2 separate regions of the Homo sapiens genome follow, and region 2 is linked to region 1. A link is a loop called in an ENCODE intact Hi-C map of the cell type or tissue named here. Cell type or tissue: endothelial cell of umbilical vein. All regions are shown on one strand. Links, peaks and the distances in the headings refer to the core of each region. The heading gives the core; the rest is flanking DNA. Region 1 has its middle 5.8 kb from the start of TOPAZ1. Region 2 overlaps LOC107986081 (a long non-coding RNA gene).

Region 1 (2,907 bases), core at 311-2,810:
GAAAAGTGCATGGGAGGGAACTTCCATTGTAGAGTGGTAGCAATATTGAATTTTACTTGTGCCCTGTGACCCTGGAAAAGGGAAGGATAAGATATCTCCCTGCCCTTATGTTCCAAGAAACAGCTTACTGCAAAGAACCACCTTTCCCCATGTAACTGAGATAAGACTCACAGATACTCACCTTAATTATCTATGACGAGGCCAGACACCAATCTTACTCTGCTTCATAAATCATTAGCTGAACTACTTGTCCCCACTGACCAATTGGAACAAAATGCATGTTTCACACTTTGGTTCAGCTTCTCTCCTTCCTCCAGGTCCCTGAACTTTGGCTCAATATACAGCCCCTCCTGAGAAGAGGCTGGCCTCAGGGTCAAACATTCTGTGATCTCCTGTTGGAACACACCACTCTTTGGAACACGCCACTCTTTGGAACACCCCACTACCCCATACCTCATCTTTTCTAGCTTTATTTACTCCTCCACAAACAAACAAAATAATACACTGAAATGATGGCCCTAATCCAACTTGAATTTTTTTTTTTTTTTTTTTTGAGATGGAGTCTCGCCCTGTCGCCCAGGCTAGAGTGCAGTGGCGCCATCTCGGCTCACTGCAACCTCCGTCTCCCAGATTCAAGCTATTCTCCTGCCTCAGCCTTCCTAGTAGCTGGGACTACAGGCGTGCACCACCATGCCCAGCTAATTTTTGTATTTTTAATAGAGGTGGGGTTTCACCATGTTGGCCAGGCTGGTCTCGAACTCCTGACCTCAAGTGATCCACCTGCCTCAGCCTCCCAAAGTGCTGGGATTATAGGAGTGAGCCACCACACTCGGCCTAATTTTCATATTTTTAGTAGAGATGGGGTTTCACCATGTTGGCCAAGCTGGTCTGGAACTTTTGACCTCAAGTGATTTACCCGTCTTAGCCTCCCAAAGTACTGGGATTACAAGCCTGAGCCGCCATACCCGGCCCCAACTTGAAAATTTGAGAGGGATAAATATTACAAGATCCTTTCCAGAGATGCCAGAGTATGGGCACATCCACCTTAGGCATTCTTAGGTGTGGGGCGGGTGCAGAAGCAGTAGAATAAGCTTGCTTCCGTCTCTCTCAGACCAGAGGTTCTTGCCTCCTGGAGAATGGTCAGTTTGGAAGCACAGGCGGCTAGGCAGCAACCAAGAGGAAACGCTTAGGAAATGATTAATTCACCGCGTTTTTAAATTACTTAGCTGCTCTTGCCTCTCAGGAGCAAAACGGAGAGGTTAGACTAGATTATTTCAAGGTCCTATTCTGCTCACAGATTCCTATTGTGTTCCATTTTGGACTTATTACATTGAGTAATTGAGTTCTTCCGACTCAATGACACAATCAGAGAGGCTCTTAAGATTAAAGAGCCTGGAGTTCCTGCAGCCTGAGGAAAGAGGGTGAGTCATCGTTGGCGGCTCTGATCTGGGGCCCTCTAGTGGATACAAAGTTAATTGAGATTCCGAAGTCTGGACTTCAAGACGTAAAATTACTTGAGACAAGTGGCAGGTTTTGAAACCTTTCATTTTTCTCCAAGGTAAAATAGGATCACTAATTTTTTTTAACATTTGAGAGATACCGATATGTTATTGTCTGCTGAACATTGGATTGGATAATATTCCTAGGCAGATGATTTACAATCAGAAATTGAATAAGAAGCCAAACTTGGAGAAAATGTGGGGAATGTTTAGCAGAAAAGATAAGTGACCATGTTTTGGGAGAACACAAAATTTATTCTTGCATTATTTAAACGCCAATTTCAAGACAGTGAAAGAACATCTTCTGCCACTGTGACTGAACAAGTCTTTGCTTTCACACTGTTTCTTCCAGCTTCCTTTAGCTACAGAGGGGGCTCTCTTACCAGGAAAAAAGAAATTAAGTATTTTAAACTGTAGGAATCTAAAATGCCCCTCAGTGGCATAAAGATTATTTTAAGCTAAAACCATCTGAACAAACAGCAGCCATGAGGGCAGGAGGCGGGCGGACCTTATCTAAACTTCTTTTGCTGAGTTAAGCAGGACCTCCCAGAAAATACCAGCCACCATAATTCCCTCTCTGAATGATTTACAGCCGGAAAAAAAGACTATTATCAATGGAATTAGTAATTGCTTAAACTTCATCTGAACCAAACTTTCCACTCGTTCTTCCATAGAAGCCCTTTCTCCCCCTCCTTTCTCCTTATTCAGTGGATATATAAACTATCTTTGGCTGATTGAGTAGCCGTTTCATCTAAAGGATCCAGAGTGACTACACAAATTTTGTCTTTTCTCCTATTAATATGTCTACTGTCAGTTAATTTGCAGACCCCCAAACACTGGACCCAAATCGAAGGATGAAAAAATATTTCCTTCCATAGGGGAGAAGATAATTATTTTCATAATCATCACTAGGTACATGACTGAGGCACCTATAATAAAAACATACTAACAAGAGAAAAGCTCACAAATTTAAGTTTTACATGACACAGGAGCCTTCAGAAATGAAGACTCAAAGAAATGGTGAAACTTGCGTATTTTTATGCTTAAAGAGTGGACAGTTGTACAGAAGTATAATTGGACAAAGGGGGTGTGATCTAATGGTAATAAACTGGGGAGAGCTTAGCAAGACTTGTTTGTTCACGTTCTTCTCTGTGTCCCTGTGTCTTCAGAGATAAGGATATTGCTTTCTTCCAGGAATAGGAAGGGCACCTCTGGAATGAGGGTCTATGGCCTACTTCAGGAAAAAGTCAGCTGGATTTTATGGCCTGTTTCAGGGCAAAAGGGCAGGGGAGGGTGAAAGTGACCTTGCTTCTGCTGTTTTCTCAAATGCCAAGGTGCCATATTTTGGGGTAGCATGTTCTGAACCTCATCACTCCCAACAAAACAGGCATGTACTTCAGAGAATGGG
Region 2 (2,907 bases), core at 196-2,695, 380 kb before region 1:
TTCTCCCTTTCTGGTTGAATCCTGACTGATACAGTATCAAATTGTAGATCATTGGCTAGTGTTACTTTCAATCTAATGTCTGAATACCCGCCCCTGCCCACACACACATTCCATGAGAACAAGAACAATATCTATTTTCTTCACTACAGAATCTCTAACACCCAGCACAGTGCTTGGCTTTGGGTTGTTGCCCAATTAATATTTATAGAATAAATGCTTGAAAGGGAAGGTGGAAGGGATGAAATCAAATTTACCATCGGTTCCAGGTGACCTGAGTATGCTCCTCCCGCTGCTTCTGTCCTGTGGATGGGGTGAGTGGATCATAGAGAGCAGTCCTTCATGGTTATGCAAAGAAGTTTTCCTGTGAGGAGACCAGAATGCTCAGCTTTGCTGCTATTATTATTTTCTCTTTTCTTTTTCTTTTTTTCAAATTCAACTTTAGTGGAAAGAAAACTTTCTCATTTCCCATTTCAGCTCACTGAATTATTCATCAAAAATGTTCTGCTGGTATTTCCTCCTCTGTCAGAGTTCTGCCGTTCCAGAAACACTGCCCTGGAGTTGCAATCAGAGCAATTAGCAGCCCATTACGGGATGCGCCTGTCCATGCCCTCAGGTTCCCGACCTGGGGCTGTGCTGATGGAGAGCCAGCACTACCATGGAGTCTGATGCGTGTAGGCTGGCCTGAGCTCCTAGCCCCATTAATTGATGGGGAGCCCAGCAGGATCTTCATCTTCCTTTGCCAGGATCAGCTAATCAAGTAACCAACACGCTAACAGCTCAGGACTTTAGCTAACACCACCCTCTTATCTGACAAGCTGATTCCATTGGACCTCAGTTTCCTTAGCTCTAGAAATGGAAGGACAGCCCTTGACTGCCTGCCTCACAGCACCATTGTGGCTGTATGGGCCCACCTTGACTCTCAGCTCTGTCCACTGCTGGGGTTCCAAAAAGCTAGGCAAATTGGTCAAATGTGCCTCTAGAAGTCGATTTACCTCTAAGGATGATTTCTCTCTAGAGGGTGTTTCAGTTTTGTTACAAGCTTGTCCCTGTTACACAACTTCCATCCCTAGAAGGGAGGACAGATTTCTGCATTCCTCCTGGTGTCACTCATCTGCATCTGTCCTCAAACCCACCCTCAAGGACCCATTTCTGTGTCCTACTTGTAGCACTGAAAGATGAAAGAGCTCCACAGCAGCTCTTTGGGTAAAATAAGAGAGATCATCCTCCCTACTATCATAGGTCTCTCTGGCTTTGTCGCCCTGGGGCTCTGGGGTGCCACCTCAGCATCTGGAGTGCTGGTATTAAGCTATATCTCTGGGCTGTAACTCAGCCCTTCTTCTCTGGGTTCTGCCATGCTGGGCAGGACTCTGCAAACCAGGGCTCTCCTTTGCCAGTGGCTCCCTGACAGGCTCTGCCATTAGGGGGTGCTAGAGAAAATGGAAGCTGGAGGAGGAAGCAGGGACCGGCTCCACCCTGCCTGCTTTTTGCTTCTGTGAGCAGCACCCAGCAAGGCTTCTTCTCCCTGGCAGCAGCAGCTCCTTCCAAAAGCAGCTGGTGAATCCACATTGCAGTTTTTCCACTTTCCATTTTGCAGAATGAGATGTATCAACCACTCCCTGGCCAGAGACATCGTACAAGCTGCCCAGCATCCCCTCCTCAGAGCTCTGGGTCTCATGAGCTGGGAAATGTGAACACCAGCTGACTGCCTCTCCAGCCTCACCCCCAGTTATCTTCCAGGTCCCTCCTCAAAACTTCCAAATCTTTTAACAATCCTAACCTCTTCCTTTGTTGTCTCCAGCCCCAGAGATGGTGGCTGCTGCCTACAGCTGCTGCCTTTGTTCTAACTTCAAGTACTCTTTTAAATCTTTTCAATTCCACAGCTAACAATTCTTTGCATTAAATTGTCTCTCCTCAAATAACTAGAAGTTTCTGACTCCTGCCAGGTTCCTAACTGATTGAGAAATAAGAGCTTGGAGCAGAGGCAGGGATGGAAGACAGCAGGAAGTGATGGCGGCTGGCAGAACCTGGGGGCACAGAGGATGCAGGACTGAGTGCGAGAAGAGGACCGTACTGTAGACCTACGGGTTTCGATGGCCAGCTGGGCTGTGTGTGAGCCACAACTGAGACGCCTTCCAGGGACTGCCAGAAGCACCTGCAGGGATGGTGAATCAGGCTCTTGAAAGCACAGCACGAATTTGGGAGCTCTGAGCTCAGAGGGCAGGGGATACTTGGCTAAAGAGGCTTAGTAGCCAGGAAGCCCTTCACACTGCAGCCTGTGTCTGAGCAAGTGAGGGGGCAACTGAATGAGTGTGCCCATCACTCCAGATGGTAAATGGAGAGAGGAAGGGATGCTTTCTCTAAGGGCGTCCTGGCTGGACTCGTCTCCCCCACAACCCTCAACACAGACACTCTCCTGCCTGCCTCCTATCCTAGGGTTTGGCAGGACAGATAGTCCAGGCGATCCCCTGTGACCAACCCCAAGCCCATGCTTCCTTCAAGGTCAAGTTTAGATGCTGCTGCGTCCATGGGACTTCTAGGATAACCCTCTCCCCACAACCATCTCTCCTCGCACCACATTGATAGTAGTGACTGCCAGTACCACTCACTGGGCCAGAGGAACAGTTCCCAGAGGGATAGACACTTTTCCTACCCTCAGTGGGGTGTCAGTGGGAAAGAAAGATAAAAAACTCAGCAGTGACTATCTATCTATCTATCATTTATCTATCTAAACTAATGGCACCTAGTAGGTGTTTGATAGGTAATTATTAAGTAAATAATGGATGAATGAATAGATGGATAGTAATGAATGGATGGATGAATAGATGAATGGATGGATGAATGGATGGATGGATGGATGGATGGATAGACAGACACGCATCTCCCCTAAGATGGAGAGGCAGGTAGTCT

What was found. A loop is a pair of places that touch in the nucleus more often than their neighbours do. Peaks named below come from ENCODE experiments on the same cell type or tissue, not always from the same donor. Only the 100,000 strongest peaks of a DNase experiment are listed, where the experiment ranks them.
Region 2: it touches region 1 in a loop (15-fold over the local background); 1 of 110 quality-filtered maps calls a loop at or near these places.

What each region holds. Positions count from the first base shown.
Region 1 is chr3:44,234,681-44,237,587 of GRCh38, forward strand. No RefSeq gene overlaps it. Among named protein-coding and RNA genes, the nearest start is that of TOPAZ1, 5.8 kb to the right of the region's middle. In endothelial cell of umbilical vein, for the core only: a CTCF peak has its summit at 1,442 (motif pointing left); a DNase peak (open chromatin) is centred at 1,341; H3K27ac peaks cover 397 bases.
Region 2 is chr3:43,854,443-43,857,349 of GRCh38, forward strand. LOC107986081 (a long non-coding RNA gene) reads right to left here. Exons shown (of 3, transcript XR_001740673.1): 2 at 255-361. Among named protein-coding and RNA genes, the nearest start is that of ABHD5, 160 kb to the left of the region's middle. RefSeq lists enhancers at 280-781, 1,607-2,108, 2,109-2,608. In endothelial cell of umbilical vein, for the core only: a CTCF peak has its summit at 1,403 (motif pointing right); a DNase peak (open chromatin) is centred at 1,419; H3K27me3 peaks cover 1,989 bases.